Linked DNA regions of Mus musculus: region 1 is linked to region 2. The links are chromatin loops, found by intact Hi-C in ENCODE. Cell type or tissue: heart. All regions are shown on one strand. Each heading gives the region's core, and the rest is flanking DNA. Links, peaks and the distances in the headings are about the cores only. Region 1 overlaps Ttc39a (tetratricopeptide repeat domain 39A). Region 2 overlaps Faf1 (Fas-associated factor 1).

Region 1 (10,381 bases), core at 1,702-9,701, 290 kb after region 2:
GGAAAAGCTGCCAAGGTGTGGGAGAGAGCTGATAGGGACCAGCATACTGCCAGCCACCCAGCAGAGCCCTGAGCATCAGAGCTAGACTGCATAGCCAAGGGCCCTTCAGATCCTGTGACACAGTGGCTGCTCCCCTGGCAACTTCTCCATTTGTGTCCTCTGGGTGGGCTTCCCAGCTGTTACAGTCTCCCACAGGGCAGAAGTGGCCTAGAGTGACTCAGGACATGAAGGAGCCTAGGATAGGATGGATTTAGAAATCCAGTGTTCTCAGAAGTTACAGGTGGAATACAAGAGGCCTAATCCTCTGAATTGTCATTAGCCAGACTGCAACCAGGGCAACCGAGGTAAAAATGTGCTAGTTAAATGAAGTTCAGTAGGAAATCAGCCGTAGCAGTTTTGTAGGCTGCAGTTTTACATGTGTTAGCATCATGTGACAGGTGCTGCTTTGGCATAGTGGTAGGGCCTCAAAGGCTCACCCTCCTTCAGTAGCTGCTCTCTAATCACTCCTCACCCTATCCTGCTCAGACTGGTCTCCCAGCATCTAGGCTTTAAAAAAAGGTTTGTCTGTAGAAAGGATTCTTTTGGGAAAAAAAAAAAAAGTAGAATTAAGGGAGAAAAAGGATCAAGTGTTTTGTTTTGGCTGACATCATAATTAGCAGGCTGTAGGGTAGCCTCCTGTTTGTTGTCCTGTTAAGTAAGACTTTACTATTCTATTGCCAGATCCTTTCATGTTTTACTTTTAACCAGGGGTCTTAAGTACCTCGTCAGGCTTCAGACTCTCAAAGAATGGCTTACGCGTCTGATTCCCTTGCCTTGTTTTTCAATTAGAAGACAAAAATGTATATGAAAACTATATTAAATGTTAGCAACTTAATTTGCTTTATTTTGTTTGGACCCAGTGTCTCACTGCGTAGCTGTGGCTGTCCTGGAATTTGCAATGACTCAGATGCTAGGAACCCCTGTCCTCAAAAGCTGAGGTCTGAGAAGCAGTGTGGCCTTTAATAGCATGTAGAGAACTTCCAGGTCAGGAGCTAAACAGCTTTCCAGGCAGTCGGGTTGCTTTTGTTTGTTTGGAGGGGGGGGGTAGTTTGTTTGGTTTGGTTTTTTAAACACCAATTATAATCCCATCGATGTATTTCTAAAGAAATGTAAACTGTTCATACATTCTCTTAAACATCACAGTGTAAAACAAGTACCCGTATGTGTGAAGGCTTTGGCCACACTGGTAAAAATGCTGTCTTTGCTTCTGCACAGATATTCTTGTGCAATCCTACTGGAGCACCAGGTGGACCCCAAGGAAGGGCAGGGCAGGGGAGGTGATCTTTAGAAATGTTTCCAGGTGCTCTGTCCAGCTAGCTGTCTGTTCATCGTGCAGCCCAAGAGTGCTGCAGAAAGCTACAAGGACACTGACGAGACTAGAGATCTGTTGCCATCTTCTAGGGAAGATCTGGCCTGGAGTGTGGCTGCCTGGATTCGAAAATGTGTCCTTGACTCCATGGAGTAGTTCTTGTAGTTTTGCCTAAAGGGGAGCAGAGGATCACAGGTGAAGCTCGGCTCTTCTGGGAGGTGTGTCATACTCCAATCCCCCATTTGAGCTATGTGAGACACCACCCTCATCCGTATACAACTGGAACACTTTGTAGTTTTTAGGACTTTGAAAGGGATTCAAGACTAAGCTGAGCCCTTGCCTAAAGGAAGACTTATTTACAAGGGGCTACTGTCTTACCACTCTTGGTCCTGTTGGAGACTTAGGTCTTTATACCAGCTCCACAGCTGGCTTAGGGTGGGCCATTGGAAGCTTACTTTCTGTCTCAATAATTCCAGCCAGTTATTTGTAAACTGAGGGGAAAGCTCTGTTGTAGCATGTCAGAACTGAGTTCCCAGAACACTGCCTTTGCCAGCATCCTCACTGATATCTGGGCACCTTAGGTCAAAGGGAGTACAGCTAGGAAATATGAGGATTGACCAAGCCTTACTTTGCAGACTCTAAGAGTTTGATGGCCTCCTCATTTCTGCCTTGCTCCATAAATAGCAGGGCCAGTTCCAGTAGGGCATTTGGAATCAAGTAATGGTCATATTTAATCTTCTTTTCACTGCAAAACAGAAGCAGACATGGCCCACCCTTCAGGTCCTCTCCACAGCCTTCAGAACTTCAAATCCTTACCTTAGAAAGGCTGGGATCTTCACCAGAGCCTTCTGGCATCCTTAGCCCACCTCCCTGTTACAGTCCTCAACCTCTGTCACTCCAGGTTGGTCTCTTAAACTGGGAAGCCTGTTCCTATTTTAGTATCTCTGACCCTTGCTTCATTCTGTCCTAGAGACAACAGTCTTTTTTGCCATATCCTTTCTTGGTTATCTGTCTTTATCCTGTGAAGACAAGGCCCTTCTTAGTCTGGCCTTTCTCTATAGTTTTAGGCAGGAAAGATCCTCACTGTTGTCACTAGCTTCTGCTGTGTGTCCTGTGCCCACGAACACTCCACTTAAAACTTTCTCTTTTGTTTTTGTCTTCTAGCTAAACTTCCAAATTTATTAATTTGTGTTTGTTTATTGGAACAAGGTCTTGCTATGTCCTGGCCTCAAACTTAGAAATTTTTCTGCCTCTACCTCCCAAGTGCTAAGATTAAAACCATGAGCTATAAACATCCAAATTAACCATCGCCCTGATAGCCTTTCCTGGTATCTCTTATCCTGGCACAGAGTAGACATCAGCAAATGTATGGTGAGTGAGCTGGTGGGAGGAGTAGGAGGATGGAGAAGCCAAGCCCAGCGGGAGTAGCAAAGGCACTTACTTGGCAGAAATGCTCCTGAAATTCTCCTCTGCCTCCTGGATTCGGCCCAGGTATTTCAGACACAGGCCTTTCAGCAATTTAACCAAGCAGTCGTCATCTGCTGAGTACTCATTCTCTGAGAATAGAGGTGTGGGGGAAGAAGGTAGGCTTGCTCACTTCTGCAAGTTACTCAGGGAGCCCCTCAGGAACCCAGGACACAGGTGAATCAAGACCGATTCACCTCAGGGGACTCACATCTGAGAAGAAAAGACAGATATTGAGATAATGGCTCCAGAGTGAGTTAGGAGTGACTGGAGGACGCTCAAGAGAAGGCCCTGGACGAGGAGCGGGGACACTTGCTGAGTGAGAGGAGCTGACACTGGTCTTGTAAAAGGCTGGTTAGTAGGATAGAGGGATAAGGAGGACATTTCTGGCATAGGAACCTTGAACTCTAAAGACCTGACCTAGCGGGTCAGGAGCCTGAGGGTAATCACCTGGGCCCATTGCCAGCATCTCTTCAGCCTTGGTGATGACCTCCAGCATCCCATCCGTGAGTGTCGGCTGCTTCCCAATCACAGCATAGCCATTCCAGATGTACATCATTTCCTGAGAGAGGGAGGGAGTGGGTGGGGCAAGTCAGTTCTAGGTCTCTGCCTCAGCAGGGCCTCAGTTTTCCCGTCTGTAAAACAGGCAGCTCAGTTCAAAAGGTCCTGAGCCTTTGGATCCCTGATCTTCAAGTCTCCTTCTAGCCTATAAAGCTGTAGGATTGAGGGCACTGTGGAAGCAACCTTACCAGGGATTTGTTATTGAGCTTATTGATTCCATAAGGGTTTAGGGTAATCCAACAGCCATTAGGTTTCAGCTACTTACCTACTGTACCTTGCATGAATACTCTCATACCCTCTCTTCATCCAGACTCCTTTCTTGAGGACTAGGCCATGCCCAACACTGTTCATGGAACCCTCCCTACTCCCGCTGGCAGGACCTCCCTTATTGGAGGAAGCTACTAAGCCACTCAGGACAGTCGAGCCTAAGACTGTCCCTTTCCCCCACAACAGGCTCAAGGATGGCAGCCTCCTCATCGAGATTAGAATGCATCCTGATCCTTTTTTCCTTGACTGGCAGGAAATTCATTAAACTTTCAATAACTTAGCTTAGAGTCATCCTAAACCATCAGGACAGGTAATGGATACTGGGTGCAATTTATATAAGGCCCTAAAGGTTGTCAGGGTTTTTGTTTCAATGTAGATTTAGGTCAGTGTTCCTTAAGTTGCTCTGTGGTCTCAAGATAGAAAACTGGCTATAACGGCTCTAGAAGTCCACAGCCTGTCCTCCCAGTGCCCTTAATCACAGGTGACTTTGTACAGAAGCGGGCATAGTCACTCCCACCCTTCCCATGATACCCCATGCCCATTATGATAGTAATAACTTGATTGTGCATCTTTTTGAGACAGGGTCTCTTGTACTCCAGACTGGCGTCAAATTCATGGCGTAGCTTGAGGATACCCCTGTGCCTCTACCTCCCACACGCTGGGATTACAGACATGTGCTGCCACACACAGTCTGTAAAATCCTTTAGAACTGGGCCAGGTGCCAAGGAAGAGCTGACTTTACAGTAGATAGAAGGGCTCCCTAAGGTAACACACCATTGAACAGGAAAGTTTATCCAACAAGCAGAGCAGAGCAGGGCTCCTACTTTTGTGGACTCAGCTTATTTTGATGCCAGCTCCAGTCATTCATGGAATTAGCTTAACAGTGGCCCTGGATTTAGCCTCTTACATCTCTTGATTTTTTTTTTTTTTTTTTTTTTTTACTCCATCTGTATGAGCTATTCAAGTTACTACCGACCTGTGTTAGGCTTTATACCCCCTACTATGAAGGTTTTGTTCAGAGTCAAACATAACTTGGCCTGAGACCCCCCCAACCCTCCCTTCAGAAAAGGTTGATCTAATGAGGGTGACTATGTAAATAGCAATTAGAACCCTGTGACAACAGAATAGTCACTGTAAGAACAAGACAGCCAGGTGATCCCTCTGCTTGGGGCTGGGGTGTTATGTAGTGTCTCGGAGAGCTCTTCCATCCTTGAGGCATCTTGCAGCCTGCTGGTCTGTCTCCCAGCCTAGGTGAATTGTGAAACCCTTTCTGGTCCCTTCATCCACCCTCTGACCCAGAGGCTCTCTTCCTACCTACCAGAGCAGGGATCGGCAAGGAGATGGGGTTGGGGGAGAGGTAGCGCCTGGACTTCCGGATAGCAAACTTCTCTGTGGGTAGAGATTTCCCAGCAATCTTGAGCTTCAAGCCTGGCACGGCCCTGAAGAAATGGGAAAGAAGGATTGAGATTGCAGGTCAGTGGGAGAGCTCCTGCCTAACATGTCCAGGTCCCCAGCCACAAAAGAGCAGGAGCATAGAGAGAACAGGTCTCCAGCCTTTGCTTGCCTGGCTACACCTCAGTTTCCACACTGTACGATGAAAGAGCTTGACTCTAAAAGTATTTCAAGGAGCAAGCCAGCCTATGGTTATGGTCACATTTCACAGTTCCTGCATGACCTGATAGCTTTCAGGTCATGGTTGGGCAAAGGTTCCAGAGCTAGTTTAAGAATGCATCTAGGCCTGCCTCCTAGTTATCTCTCCTCTACGCCCAGGCCTTCCTGGGAGGGCCCACAAAAGTCTAATCCCAGTTTCACAGGCATGACCAACACCCAGAGAAAAGAGGGACTTGCACAGACAAACAGCCCAAACCCTTAATTAACTCCAGCCTCCTGAACTGTGGCCTCCTCAGCTGTTTCAAGGATAGAATAAAATTCACACAGCTGGGCATGCCTTGACTGGAGCCTCACCCACTACCAGCTGCCTGGCCATTGGGTGTGACTGGGATCTCAGACCCCGAGCTGTATGGGCTCAGGAAACAACTGATGGGTGAGGCCACCCCAGATTCCTTGCTGCGTATTCATTGCAGAACCACTCAGGGTCTGTTTTCTAATCTCAAAAGTATAGATTGTACTACCTCCTTCCTCTCAAGGGCTGTGGGAGAATTCTGTGAGCTGGGGCCACCGTTTGCTCCAGCAGCAGACTATGCACAGACAGTACTATTTCAGCTCTAACAAGCATCTGTCAGTGAAGCTGGCCAGCCTCATTTCCACCATGGGAGGAGAGCCCTAGACACCATCCTACAACTCCAGGTTAACCTTTTGACTCTTCACAAAAGGCAAATAAGTGGTGAAGAGAATACTGAAAAGATATAATGAAATAATAATGAAAAACTCTGGTGGGCAGCCCCCTTGGTTCCAGATTCTACTGCAGGGTCTTCAAAGCCCCTTTTCCAGTTGCAAAACTAGCCTATCTTAAAAGGCGTCCCAGCTGGGCCGTGGTTTTAATGCTGTCGGTTTGATTCAATGACTTTGGCTGTGCTGCTCTGTGGCTCTAGCAAGCTCAGCTGGTGGAGAGATCTCTTTGTACCTCAGATTCTGGTGGTTTAAATGAAAAATGTCCCCTACAGGGATTTCAACACGGGGTTGCCAGTGGGTGGTGCTGTTCTAGGGAGAGGTTTAGGAAATATGACTGTGCTAGAGGAAGTAGGTCACTGGGGGCAAACTTGGAGAGCGCGTGCATAGCCTCCCCTACTCCCAGTTTGCTCTCTGCTTTGCATTTGCAGTTGTTACCATGCCCGTCCCTTTATCACTGCGCTCCTGCCATCATCCCTGCTGTGGTGCACTTGTCCTGGTGCTTTATCACTGCAAAGGTGGCCAAGACAGGGTCCTCGTCTGTCTCAGTGACCAGATGAAAGAGATGACAAACATTCACAGGATTCTAACCACCAGCAGCACTGGCATGGCATGGTAGCCAGAGGGGACTAAGGGCACAGGGCACTTTGGAACAGGCAACTGAGAGCTGGGAGTACCTATCGCATCACTAAAGCTCAGATAGCCATGAGCAGAGCCTGACCTGTCTGTCCACAGTGAGACCTACAGCAGGAGCACTGTGGTCAGGCCCACCTGAATAACTCCACTTCATTGTCCCCGAATGGCTTGTAGTCTTCCTTCCCAAACATGCTGAGGTAGGCAGCCTTCATGTAGATGTAGGTGGCCTGTGGGAGATAGCAGCAGAGATGTGAGCAGCCCTCCTTCTAATCGCAGTGAGTGCCACATGAAATTCAACCCTCACTGTGGTTCCATAGAGATTTATAGTCACTAAGCCCCCAGGGGAGAATGCTGAAGCAACCGAGGAGTTTAGAGGTGGGAGTTGTATACCTGCAAAGCAGCCTCCCTCTCCATCTTGGCCCCATCAAGAGAGACCTGAGCAACATGCAGGGCTGCTGGGACAATGCAGAGACAGGGTGAGCATGGAGGGTGCTGCTGGGAAGCAGTGACTGCAGGCGGCCCTGCCGGATAGTGGGGAGATTCAGAGACTCAAGGGTACCCATATACATGGAAGCAGATAGGACATGCATGGGCACAGATGACCTGCAATAGGGACTATGTGAAGGAGGTATAGGTCCAGAACAGTGAACAGGGCACCCTCACAGGGCTCAGTGATAGACCTACATCCCTCACTTTACACCTTCATCTCAATCCATCTTAAAATGTCTGCAAGGACCTTGCCTGCTAGATCCGTAGGCCACCTGACAGGGAAAGTGGGGAGCCCTGCTTCAGCTGCAGAGTGGCCTACACAGCCCATAAGCATAAGTCCCACAACGTAGAGGGTTAGAGGTGTTTGGCTCAGTGCTGCCCTCAAGTGGCCAAGTTTTGAAACAGCTGCCTCCCAGGACAGCTCTGCCAAGGAAAGTATCTGCCAGTGGCCAAAAGAGAACTGGAGAAAAAGAACATCAGGACATCCTGGAACATTCACCCGTGCCATTCGTGCTGGAGCAAAGACCCTCAGGTGGCCTGCCCTTCAAACATGGCCAAACTTGTCTTTGTGAGTGTGTAATGGAATCCCCTCATGGAACCTCTAACATGGTGTCACCCTTGCCCATACCTATAGATCTCCCCTGTCCCTGACATGGGTGCAGTGCATTCCAGGGACTGAACCTCCTGTCTAGTTTTGTCTAGATTGGATGCCTGTGATATATTCTGAATTTAATAACGACATGGCAGGAGTACATATACACTAATTCCAAATCAGTTTCGTAAGTAATGGACAGACTCTACATCCCCCACCCCCAGGGACATCTTCCTTACTGGAACACTGCCCCCGAACAAATTCAGTTTATTTGGGTTTTTTTGTTTTTTGTTTTTTTTATTTTTGTTTTTGGGTTTTTTTGAGACAGGGTTTCTCTGTATAACCCTGGCTGCCCTGGAACTCACTCTGTAGACCAGGCTGGCCTCAAACTCAAATCTGCCTGCCCCTGTCTCCTGAGTGCTGGGATTAAAGGCGTGTGCCACCACTGCCTGGCTCTATTTGGGTTTTTTAACTAAGAATTTAAAACTTGCCAATTAGTGTGAAGTAACCAGGTTAAAAAAAAAAAAAAAAACTTGTGATGTCTGTTTTTAAAAAAATGGTTATAAAAGGTCTGTCTAAAAGTCAACCAATCAGCAAATGAGTTGGGATCCAGGCATGGAGTCTGTAACTGCAGCAGCTGGGAAGTGAGGGCAGGTAGATCATGAGCTCATGTTTATTCCTAGCTTCATTGTAAGTTTGAGGCCAGCCTGAGCTAAGTGAGACCCTATCTCAAAAAAAGAAAAAGAAAAAGAAGGGGTCATCTAGATAGCGCAACAGGTAAAGAGGTTGTCATACGAGCATAACAACTGAGTTCAATCCCAGGGACTCACAAAGGGTAGAAAGGGAGAACAGAGCCGACACCCACCATAATCATACACAGTAATGAACAACTACATAAAATACGTAACAATTTTCAAAAGAGATATAGGTAATACTTGGGATATAAATAGTCAATAAGTATTTGGGGAAATGTTCAACATCCTTAGCCATAAGGGAAATGCAAATCAAAACTGCAAGAAAACCAGCAACAACAAACATTGGTGAGGATATGGGGAAAGAGCACATCCTTATAGCCTGCTGAGACTACATTGGTGCGGCCAGTATAGAAATCAGTGTGGACATTCTTCACAAACATAAAAACAGAGCTATCATACGTACGATTCAGGTATACCACTCCTGAGTGTACCTAAAGGAGCAAGCTTCAACTGCTGCTGAGGCTGCACCTTCTCAGCAGTCTATCCTGGTCCCTCTGTGCCAAGCCTCAGCTGTGTTTCATGAGTCCTTCATGCCTTCAAAACCAATACTACCTGGGTAACTAACTTAATGTGTAACTCAACTTAGTTGGCTGCCTCTAGCTTCTGTGTGCTGACTTCAGCAAACACTTCCCAGGGTTCACCTCGCAATGCTGCTCTTTTCTTAATCACTGCTAATTTCTTAGCTCCAGCTAACCAGTATCAATTGCCCCAGTAAAGCAAAGATTTTACTTCAGAGGTTCTGGTCTCTTGTTAATCATAGCGGGTTCTTCAGCCCCAGCCAACCCTAATCACAGATTCCCAACTCAAAATAGCAGATAGCCCTGATAGTCTTTAAGTGACTCTCAAACTTCCTTCTAGAAGTTCACAAGCCAGGCCTTCATTGTCTGTATTGCTCTCAACATTTTTATCTTCCACGCTTTGGACACTCATTGGCTTTTCTAGCCCAAAATTTCAAAGTTCTTCCATATTCTCCCAAATCATGGTTAGGTCTGACGTAACAATACCCCATTATCCTAGTACCAATTTATCGTAGTTAGGTTCACTACTGCTGTGATGAAACACCATGGCCAAAAGCAACCTGGGGAGGAAAGGGCTTATGTACTCTGTTCCAATAACTGTTTCATCACTGAAAGCAGTGAGGGCAGGAACCTGGAGGCAGGAGCTGATGCAGAGCTCGTGGAGGGCCACCGCTTACTGGCTTCCCACAGCTTGCTCTGCCTGCTTTCTTCTAGAACCTAGGACCACCATCCCAGGGGTGTACTTCCCACAATGGTCTGGGCCCTCCCACATCATCAGTAATTAAGAAAATGCCCCATAGTCTTGCCTGTGGCTGTATCTAGAGGCATTTTTCAACTGAGGCTCCCTTTTCTCTAAAGATGACTCTAGCCTGTGTCAAGTTGACATAAAACTAGCTGGCTCCGTCATGGTGTTGATCATGGCAACAGGGATGGATGGATGGATGGATGGATGGATGGATGGATGGATGGATGGATGGATGGATGGATATAGAAACATATATAAAACATGAAAGAGGAAGACTTTGGAGAAAGGTAGACTGGGGAGAAGGCGGCTGGAAATAGGCAGAGTACACTATATACCTTCATATATGTATGAAAATGTCACAATAAAATCCATAATTTTGTGTGCTACCCCCCAAAATTAATTTTTAAAAGATCTTAGCATGAGGTGATGTCTCTCACCTGAAATCCTAACAATTGTTAGCCTAAGGCAGGAAAATGGCTTCAAGTTTACGGACAGCCTAAGCTACGTGGGTTCTAGGCCCAGGCTGGAATGAGAGACTTGTCTTAGTTTGGGTTTCTATGGCTGAGGTGAAACATCGTGACACACAGAGGAGGAAAGGGTTGATTGGACTCACAGTTCCATAGAACAGTTCATCACAGAGAGCAGCAAGGGCAGGAA
Region 2 (10,381 bases), core at 1,630-9,629:
AAGCACAAATCAATTTAACTTCCAATATTGTGACTACTGACAAATATTCTGTTTGTGGAAACAGTAGAGAACTGAGTCATATTTGTTTCCCAACCACATATAAACATGGTCTTTATTGTCTGGGCATATACATCTACAAGGCTACCCAGTGCTTTCTGTTTTAAAGTTATCTCCCCAGACACTTCTTTTTTACACTCTTAAAAACACACAGGCTTCCTGACTTAAATGAGAGAGGGCTGGGAGGGAGGTCTTAAAGTTCCCATTATTCTTTGTAAAAAGCCTGGATAAAACCAAAAATAAAACTAAACACTTTTGTTCCACATGCAGAGTGGAACAGAAATAAAAGCCAGTACACCATCTTTTCTCCTCTCACAATCTGTCAAGTCCTCACTATTCTCCCTTTGCCTAGGAGATCAGCTTTGTTGGTGTCTATGTAGGAGAACATGTTATTTGTATCTTTCTGCATTTTACTTACTATAATGCCCTGTATTTGCATCCAGATGACAGGATTTCATTCCTTTTTACTGAACATTTTCCCTGTTTATATAACAATAACATATGTTCTTTTCCTGACATTTTTAAAACCTAAAATGAAATAATTTAAATCATAACTTAAAAAAAAATTTAGTCTGTATATGGTGAGGGCAAACATGCCAAAGCATACATGTCAAATCAGTTTTCTCCTTTCACCCTGTTTTAAGAAATGTTTTCTTCTGGGCTGTGTTGTTGCACACCTTGAATCACTTAGAGGCAGAGACAAGTGGATTTCTAAGTTTGAGGCCAACCTGGTCTACAGAGTGAGTTCCAGGAGAGCCAAGGCTACACAGAGAAACTATGTTTCAAAAAAAAGGACAAACATGCACGTTTGTGTGTGTGTGTGTGTGTGTGTGTGTGTGTGTGTGTGTGTGTGTAAAGAAAGGAAGAAAGAAAGGAAGAAAAGAAAAGAAAAGAAAAGAAAAGAAAAGAAAAGAAGGAAAGAAAGAAAGAAAGAAAGAAAAAGGGAAAGAGGGAAAGAGAAAGAGAAATAATGCAAGTATTTCCTTTTCTTATAATATCTCTCTGGTCTAACTATCAAGACAATATTTGTCTCATGAAATAATTATAAAAATGTTTCCTCTTTCCCTTGAAAGATCCTGACAGAATGTAAAAGGTCACAGAAGCCCTGAAATTGGCAAAATAGATTTCATTGTTAGTAGAACTAGCTTCACTGATTTAGAAAAATAGAAGTGCACAATGCTCTGGCCACTCCTCGAACCTGTGTGTCTGCCAATGTTCTGACCAGATGTGTGCCCATTGCTGCACCTCACTGCCAGGTGTTTGTGATATTGGTTTCTGGGAAAGAGTCAGAAAATCTCCCCAGCAACCATATTCGGGGCCAATCCGGAGTGCTGCACCTTCATTAGACTCTTTCCTTGTTTCCTTCCCATACCCATTTCTTGAGGAATCAATCATTTTAGAATAGATATTGTTTAGATCTGGAAATCCCCTACTCCCCCCTTCTCCTTTCCCCCCTGAGGGCCTATAAAAACTGGGACCTCTTTCCCCTCGAGGTCGACTCCTCTACCCCTGCGTGGGATATGAGTCGTCCCCAGAGCTCTGGCTTTCCCCAAATAAAGCCTCATGTGGTTTGCATCAAGCTCGGTCTATCGTGAGTTCTTGGATGTCCGCTATTGTCCTGAGGCCTGAGCAAGGGGCTCCTTTTCGGAGTCTTTCACCCTATTTGAGGACTGAGAGTATTCTTAAATGTTAGACAGATTCATTCATGAAGTCATGAGGTTTTCTTGCCAAGTGGGGTGGCGCACGCCTTTAATCCCAGCACTCGGGAGGCAGAGGCAGGCGAATTTCTGAGTTCGAGGCCAGCCTGGTCTAAAGAGTGAGTTCTAGGACAACCAGAGCTGTAGAAAACCCTGTCTAAAAATGGAAGAAAAGAAAGAAAAAGAAAAAGAAAAAGAAAAAAAAGAAAAAGAAGAAAAAAAGAAAAAAAAGAAAAAGAAAAAAAGAAAAAAAAGAAAAAGAAAAAAAGAAAAAGAAAAAAAGAAAAAAAAAAGAAAACCCTGTCTAGAAAAAAAAATTACACATATGAATAGAGCGTATACACACTTATATACAAATCTTAGTCAATGTTATATCTTCAGGTATCTCTTTCCTTTCCAATATGGATAATCTATGTTTTCACTATTCTTCTTGTTAATTATAGTGTAGTGGCTATTCCTGGTTGTCAACTTGACTATATTTGGAATGAACTACAATCCAGAATTGGAAAGCTCACCAGTGACCCTTATCTGGAGGCTTGGAGATCCTTATCTGGATCTTGGTATGGAGATCTTGAGGCATTGTGGCTATGGATTAGATTAGATCTCCGAGTTCAAGGTCATCCGGGATTAAAGGTGTGGTGGAACACACCTTTAATCTGGGCTACACCTTCTGCTGGAGACAATATAAGGACATTGGAAGAAGGGAGTCTTGCTCTTGCTCCTTTGCCTGCTTGCTGTGTGAGACTGAGTAACCGCTAGATCCTTGGACTTCCATTCACAGATACTACTGAACCATTGTTGGGAATTAACTGCAGACTGTAAGTCATCAATAAATTCCTTTACTATATAGAGACTGTCCATAAGTTCTGTGACTCTAGAGAACTCTGACTAATACACATAGCAAGAAGATTACTGATTTTTATTAACCTCAAAATAAACCCTTTACATTTCATTCCTTCCCCCTATGACTTATAAATTTTCTAGTTTATTAACTTCAGCTCTGATACACAGTGTTTTCTTCCTGTGCATCATATGTCTTAACAGTCTTGTGACATATAAAATGCATGAACACACTACTGTGTGCATTTCCTCCTTTAATAGAAAAAAATAATTGTTGTGGGGAAAAAAAACATATAAAAATTAACAAAAGAAAAGGCCTGAGGCCCAGCATTCCAAGGCAGAGGGAGGCAGCCTGGTCTACATAACAAGCTCCCAGACAGACAAGGCAACAAGGCTACACAAGAAATGCTGCCTCAAAAAAAAAAAAAAAAAAAAAAAAAAAAAAAAAACACATTGAATAAAAGGAAGGAAGGGAGGGAGGGAGGAAGAGAGGGAGGGAGGGAGGAGCATGCTTGAAAAAATTTGAAGAAAATGAAAATATTAGGAAAAATGTCTATTTTAATTCTTGTCTTGCTTGAAAGACAATAAATGCTGACATGATGGATAAAGCTGAAAGAACAATATTAAAAGTATAATGAAAAGGTTTTTAACAAAACAACAATCAAACTGAGCACAGTGGGAAGCCAGAATGAAGAAAGAGGAGGACACTTATTTCTTCATATATTTCCCTATTTAAAATAAACACAGTATTTTAAAATGTAAATCTAGAGAGAGAAATAGCTCATTTGAGAAAATACCCAAAGAAGTTGCGATCAGTCTACTGATAGATATCTATATATCCAAGCTCACTGTAGTAAAGAAATGAAAATAACCTAAATGCCAATCAACATATGAATGAGTATTGTTTAATATGGTATGTGTATGTATGCAATGGAACAGTATTCATCCTTAAACAAGAACAAAATTCTGTATTTGCAATAAGAATAAATATGGGAGATATTATGCTAAATGAAATAAGTCAAACACAAACTAACAATTATGCATAACCAAGCTATATGTGAAATCTAAGAAAGAAACCATACAGAAATACAGTAGAAGGTGATTACTACAGTCTAGGAGAAAATTAAGGTTGAGGAAAAAGCTGGCAAGAAAAGGGGAAGTTTCAGACAAAGGAACAAAGGGGTGGGAAGAATAATTCCAAATAATCTACTGAACACTATAGTGATTATTGTTAATAATATATTTCACATTACAAAATAGCTTTTTAAAGTGAATTTTAAATTTTCTTAACACAAATCAATGATAAGTACATGAGATCAATGTTAACTAACCTGAGTTGTTCATTCTACAATGTATATATGAACAGCAGCATCACATTATACTCCATGCATAGATATATGTGTGTGTGTGTATGTATGTATTTAAAAAAGTTAGTCAAGATGACAAAACTAAAGATATATTTCAATTATGTTTTAAATAAAAAACTAATATTAAGATCACAGTTCAATTTATATTCAATGTGCTGCTAACTCAAGATTAAAAATTACACTTTGTTGGGATACAATATCTGACAAAAAGTTAACAAGTTCTGTACAGATAAACCAATAGTAACAAACGTTCACTGTCTATACTCCTCAATAGTAAAGTCTATGATGATCTACCGTACACACTTGCCCATCATTTTACCCTCACAGCATCTCTGCAAGGCACGGAAGACGATCATGCTCCCTGTTTTTGCAATCACTGTAACAACAACAACCTCCTCCCAAAAAGATTCACTTGGTGATTATTAATTATTCTTAAGATATGTCTGAGGCTCTGGAGTGCTTCAGTCACACTGCTAATCTGATTCACAGGGTTAAGATCAAAAAAGTAGTTCAGAGATTCTGGGCAAAACTAGTTTTAAAACACGTAAACTTCAGAGTGAAATTGCATGTGGTAAATGCTTTAAATGTTTATATTTTCAAGCTCATTTTTTTAAAGTACAATGATACTCAAGATAATAAACATAGCTTTTTAAAAGTAGATTAAAAGCATGTGGGCGGGAGAAACAAATGACTCAACATGCTAAATGGAGCTAGAAAACTCAGGTTTGTTCATAGCACTGATAGAAAAAACTTCATTAAACAAATAACTGGCACAAAATCCATTGGTAGATCCTGGACACACAGTAATACATAAAAATCTCTGCCCTCAGAATATCACATTATTTTATTCAGGAAGTACTTTATAAAAGGGCAAGTCCTTTAAAATGTCTTTAAATTATTCAAAATTAGAAAACAAAACTCAGAAGGTTTTAGGTATAAAACCGAAATAAACCAGTAACCAGCGCAGCTACCACTAGGTGTCACTCTAGTATAACTTTTTTGACTGAATTTAGCCTTCCTTTTTTTCATCTTGTTCCATCTACCAGGTAATAAAAAACAAAACAACAACAAAAGCATTATCTTAATGAGCATCATTTTTCTACAAAGAAATTAACATTTGTTCAATTCCTGAAAACAGTAAGACAGTTTACTGCAAGTCAGAAAATTTGGTATGTCTATTTTAAAATGTTCTATTATGGGTAGTTAATCTATATAAACCCTACTTTCTCTTCTTGAAGCCACTCACTCATCCCCTCAATAGATATGACTGTGTCAAATACTATGACTGGAGAAAGAATTTTAAAATAAGACCTGGTCTTCTAAGATTGAAAAGTAAACATTCATAAGGAAAACCTTAAACACAAAGAAAGAACTGATATTTAAGATTCATTTTTAAAGTATTCAAATTACCACATCCATGGAAGTTAACTGTGTCACAGGAGAAAATTATATATGAGATCTTGAAGCTTAAGGAGGAGGTTTGCACAAAAGTAAAGCTAACACAATGTGAGAAACAGGGAGTAACTTAAATACACACTAGGGATTGTGTGTTGGAAAAAGTGCACCAGTCTCACAGAAAATATAAATGAATACATGTAAATTACATAAAGAAATCAATTTGCTTACACATCAAAGAAACCTTTTCCTGAACTGAAAAGGAGTTGAAAACAGAAGAGATTCAAACAATAAGTGACACAACTCTTAGAATTTAGGAAATCAATCGCAGCAAAAGAACAACATTCTATCAAGTCCCAAATATTATCCACTAGCATGCCTTCCATATTTATACCAAATGTAAGTAAGGAGAAGGCTCACAAGTCCTAATTGGCATCCATTTCATTGTGAGAGAATAACTGCAATCCAGAACAAATAGAACCAGACTGTGAAGAAATGCATGAGTAACACCTATCATGCAATATTTGCCCTATATAGATCACTTTGGATGAATTATAGTAGGTGACTGTAACAATAATAATTAAAGAAATAGAGGTCATGAGCTAAAGAGAGCAGAGAACATGGGAAAAGTTAAAGAGGGTAAAAGGGACATAAACACTTTCATGTATGAAAGTCTCACAAAAATTAAAATCTTAATTTAAAACACAGTATCTAGAAGCAGAGCTTTTAAGGGGTAAATTAGGCAAAGAGATTATTATTAAAATGCTTAACAAAGCAAGTCCATCCCTTTTGCCCTTCCTGCCTTCTGTCATGTAAGGTCATGATACTTTACTCCCTTCAGGGAATAAAGCACAATTCTATCCTAGAAGCAGACAGAAGGTAACACCAAACTGTGATTATGTGCCTTAGTCTTAAGACTTCCCTGCAGAAATATAAGAAAATTAATTTTAATGTTTAATAAAATTACTTATGCTTATGTAGTCTTTTGTGGCAGCACAAAACAGACACAGCAGTATGAAACAATAGGAACAGTACGAGTATGCTTTAGTGGCAGAGATGGTATACAGTGAACTCAAATTAAATTCCAGTATTTTTTTTGAAGCTGCTAGACGTTTAGTTTACAGCAATCCAAAACAGTACAAACCAGAGCTGTGAATATGGCTCAGTGGTCAAGTGTTTGTCAAGTATGTGCAGTGCCTTTGAGAAAATACTTTGTAATGGCAAAAGCACTCAAAAATAACAGCAACAATTTAAGAAGTTAAAATAGTACACCAAAAATGATTCTTGAACTTACCTTAATATCACAATGTATATTCAAATTAAGAGCACAATACCTATTTGAGAAAGTACCCAGTTCAATGTGTTTCTTTCCCTTCTTGTTGATAGTCAACTCAAAGGAAAAGAATTATGTAAACTTGGAACTTGCCTAAAGAATTATTCATTTATGAAGGCTTATGAGGGTAATTCTTACCAACAGTACAGCTGTCTTCAAGTACCACATCAACATTTCTGTCTCTGTATTCAACTCTGAAGTCTAGCATTCGAGGCTGCCTTTCTACAATCTGCCTGGATGGCATTACAGGTCGAAACGCTGAAGAAGAGGGAGTTGAAGCTGGAGCAGGGTGACTTGCTGGATCAAATGTGGGTCCTGGCATGGTCTCACCTCCAAAGTCACTAAAATGTTGACAGAAAGAAGAAATGATCTCTGCTTCATTACACAGACTCATCAAGGACCATCTCCATTGGCCCTTGCATATTATTCCTATCAATTTGATACACTTGTGGTAAAGCCAAGTTCTCTTTCTTTTAACAAATCTTTAACAATGGCTAATGGCCACGTTATTTTCCCTGTCATTCTCGCTTTTCTATTCTAACTAATACTATTATATCATTTACAATTAGATTTTTGCCTTATGGTACCACGTTAGTCAAGTGTCAAATGACAATTAAAAAGTATCTTAGGCTGGTAAGATGCCTCAGTGGGTAAGGGCTCTTGCTGAGAGGCCTGATGACCTCAGTCCCATCCCAGGAACATATATAATAGAGAAGAGAACTAACTCCTCTAAGCTTCCCTCTGGATACCGACACACACACTTACTTTTGAAAACAGGTACTTTCCAGTCACTCTCAATGACTCAGTATTTGATATTTGACTTGCTATTTCTATCACAAACACTGTTTTGAAACTTTTTTAAATTTTCTCTTTTATCTCATTCCTGGTTTTAAAAGTTTTCTTAAGAAAAAACAAGCTATCAAAGAAGATTTTACTTACTCCTAAATCTACAATCTAACCCACATATGTGCTCTCTCTCTCTCTCTCTCATAACATAGAGGGGATATCTTCTCCCTATGTGTACAAAATCTACTCAGTTTAATCTAGAGATCAGCCCCATACACACTCCTTTATAGTATCTTTGGCACTTTGGTATACAATTTCACTATGTTCAATCTTTGCTTCCTAACAAAAACTAAGCGACTAAAATGATGAAGTGGATGAGTAACTCTTGTAAAGAGAATGACAACGACTGTTATGTATAAGATCTCCTTCTGACTAATGCAGTTACAGAAGAAAGGGCAAGCCCAGTTCATAGTATTCAACTGAGGTCATGAAAGTACAAAGTTCTGAGTATGGCCTTTCAAAAGTTTATTTTTTCTAACAGGTGTGACCTTGCTGAGAATGGGTTCAATTGATCTGGGATTACAGTGGAAATTGAACATACACTTTCTAAGTCTCTTGTGAAAATTATGGTACGATTTTAGAAGGAATGAGATCCCAAAAAAGTAGAATAAAAGATACCAGGGTAGACTCATATGAAAGAATCTTTTTTTTTTTTTTTTAAAGATTTATTTATTTATTATATGTAAGTACACTGTAGCTGTCTTCAGACATACCAGAAGAGGGAGTCAGATCTTGTTAGGGATGGTTGTGAGCCACCATGTGGTTGCTGGGATTTGAACTCAGGACCTTTGGAAGAGCAGTCGGGTGCTCTTACCTGCTGAGCCATCTCACCAGCCCGAAAGAATCTTTTTTGTTGTTTTGTTTTGTTTGTTTGTTTGTTTGTTTTTCGAGACAGGGTTTCTCTGTGTAGCCCTGGCTGTCCTGGAACTCACTTTGTAGACCAGGCTGGCCTTGAACTCAGAAACCCACCTGCCTCTGCCTCCCCAGTGCTGGGATTAAAGGCGTGTGTCACGAGACCCGGCTGAAAGAATCTTAAACTCTGAAACCTCTGAGCCTTTTATGTTCATACTCCCACAACTAAGAAGACCAAGTAACTTCTGACTGCTTAGAAACTCTTACGTTTCTTCCTTGGGGTAGTTATCTTGAAAAGGAAGTCCTATTTCCATCACATACCCTTAACAGTCCCCATTGCCTCAGATTTACACATACTAAACAAAGAGTTTTAACTGAGAGGTTCTTTATATCCAAAGCAAATGTAACTTTGAAAATTATGAGTAAAATCATAGAGATGGAAATACTAACAACAATGTTTAACTCAAAACTATTTTCATAAGGAAAAATACAATTTGAGCAATTGTGAGTACTTCTAAGAGTCTGTTCACATACCAAAAAAAAAAAAAAAAACCCAACAACAACTGTTCTCATGAGGGGCAGAGGAAGGAAGGAACCTGGGTAGAAGAGGGGACAGGGAGGGGAAAAGAGGAACATGATCAGGTGGGGAGGGGGAATCAGGAGTGAAGTCCTGAGTGCCAGCAGAATGAATAGAAACAGGCAACCTGGGGTGGGGGCGTTCTAGAATGTCCTGGGAAGTAAGACCTGGGAGGTGAGAAACTCTCAGGACTCAAAGGGAGGGACTTTGGCTGAAGTACTGTACAGTGGGGAGAGGGAACTTATAGAGTCCACCTACAGTAAAGGGACAGGACATCAAGTAGAAGGATGGGGTTTACATGCCTCAGCCAAAAGTTCTGACCCAGAATTGTCCTTCAGGAACTACAGGGACAAAAAATGGAAAAGAACCTGAGAGAAAGGAAGTCCAGTGATAGGCCCAAATTGGGATCCAGCTCAAGGGGAGGTACAGGGCCTGACACTACTACTGATTGTAAAGTGTGCTTGCAGACTGGAGCCTAGCATGGCTGCCCTCAGAGAGGCCCAACAAGCAGCTAAAAGAGTCAGATGCAGATACCCAACCAATGGAAAGAAGCCAGGGACCCTTATGGTTGAATTAGGGAAAGGCTGGAAGAAGTTATGAAGGAGGGTGACTCCATAGGAAGACCAGCAGTCTCAACTGACCTGGACTCTGGAGATCTCTCAGATACTGAGCCACCAACCCAGCAGCATACACTAGCTGGTCTGAGGCCCCCAACACAAATACAGCAGAGAACTGCCTGATCTGGCCTCAGTGAGAGAAGATGCACCTAAACACTGAGAGAGCCTTGAGACCACAGGTGCAGTGAAGCCTGGCAGGGAGGAGGGGGCATTCTCTTGGAGAAGGGGGAGGAGGAATGGGATGGGGACTGTCAGAGGGCTGAGCGGGAGGGGAATAGAGACTGGACTGTAAAACAAACAAACTAACAAACAAAAGCTTAAAAATAATTAAAAGCAAAAAAACAAGCTAAAAACAAATAAAACCTCTTCTAAAAAATATGCATAGAGGGTGATGTTCAAATCTGCCAAGAATATTAGAAGAGGCTCAGATAATTAAACAGATAAGCATGCTACAGTTTATGTATGTATATATGTATGTATGTGTAGAGATAGCTCTGAGCTTTCTTTTTTTTAGCTCTGACATCCTCCTCCTGCTTCCACCAAGTGAAAACGGTAGGCAACTATTTGACAACCTCCTTTACAAAAGGTGTACCTTTCTCTCTTCCTCTTTCCATCACCAGCCTCTGGTCAGCTTGCTTACCTACCCTGCTGTTTTTCAATTAAAAGCCCCCAAGATTAAAATGGTCCTCAAGAGTTTAAAAAAAAAAAAGGTGAGTGTATATTGTTAACTTACAGACACCCTACATCTATTAACAAATAATTGTCACATACTTCTATTCTCTATGATTGATTTGAAAAGC

What was found. Peaks named below come from ENCODE experiments on the same cell type or tissue, not always from the same donor. Only the 100,000 strongest peaks of a DNase experiment are listed, where the experiment ranks them.
Region 1: a loop joins it to region 2, with 2.8 times the contacts of the local background. A loop is called at or near these places in 11 of 42 quality-filtered maps.

Annotation. Positions count from the first base shown.
Region 1 is chr4:109,435,220-109,445,600 of GRCm38, reverse strand. It overlaps Ttc39a (tetratricopeptide repeat domain 39A), which reads right to left. Exons shown (of 18, transcript NM_153392.2): 13 at 6,761-6,852; 14 at 4,959-5,079; 15 at 3,263-3,374; 16 at 2,790-2,904; 17 at 1,977-2,093; 18 at 856-1,519. The coding sequence ends at 1,396. Among named protein-coding and RNA genes, the nearest start is that of Ttc39a, 33 kb to the right of the region's middle. In heart, for the core only: a CTCF peak has its summit at 6,291 (motif pointing right); a DNase peak (open chromatin) is centred at 5,580; H3K27ac peaks cover 780 bases.
Region 2 is chr4:109,724,039-109,734,419 of GRCm38, reverse strand. Faf1 (Fas-associated factor 1) reads right to left here. Exons shown (of 19, transcript NM_007983.2): 4 at 6,828-7,030. Among named protein-coding and RNA genes, the nearest start is that of Faf1, 53 kb to the right of the region's middle. In heart, for the core only: CTCF peaks have their summits at 4,731 and 4,936 (motif pointing right); no DNase peak of the experiment used is centred there.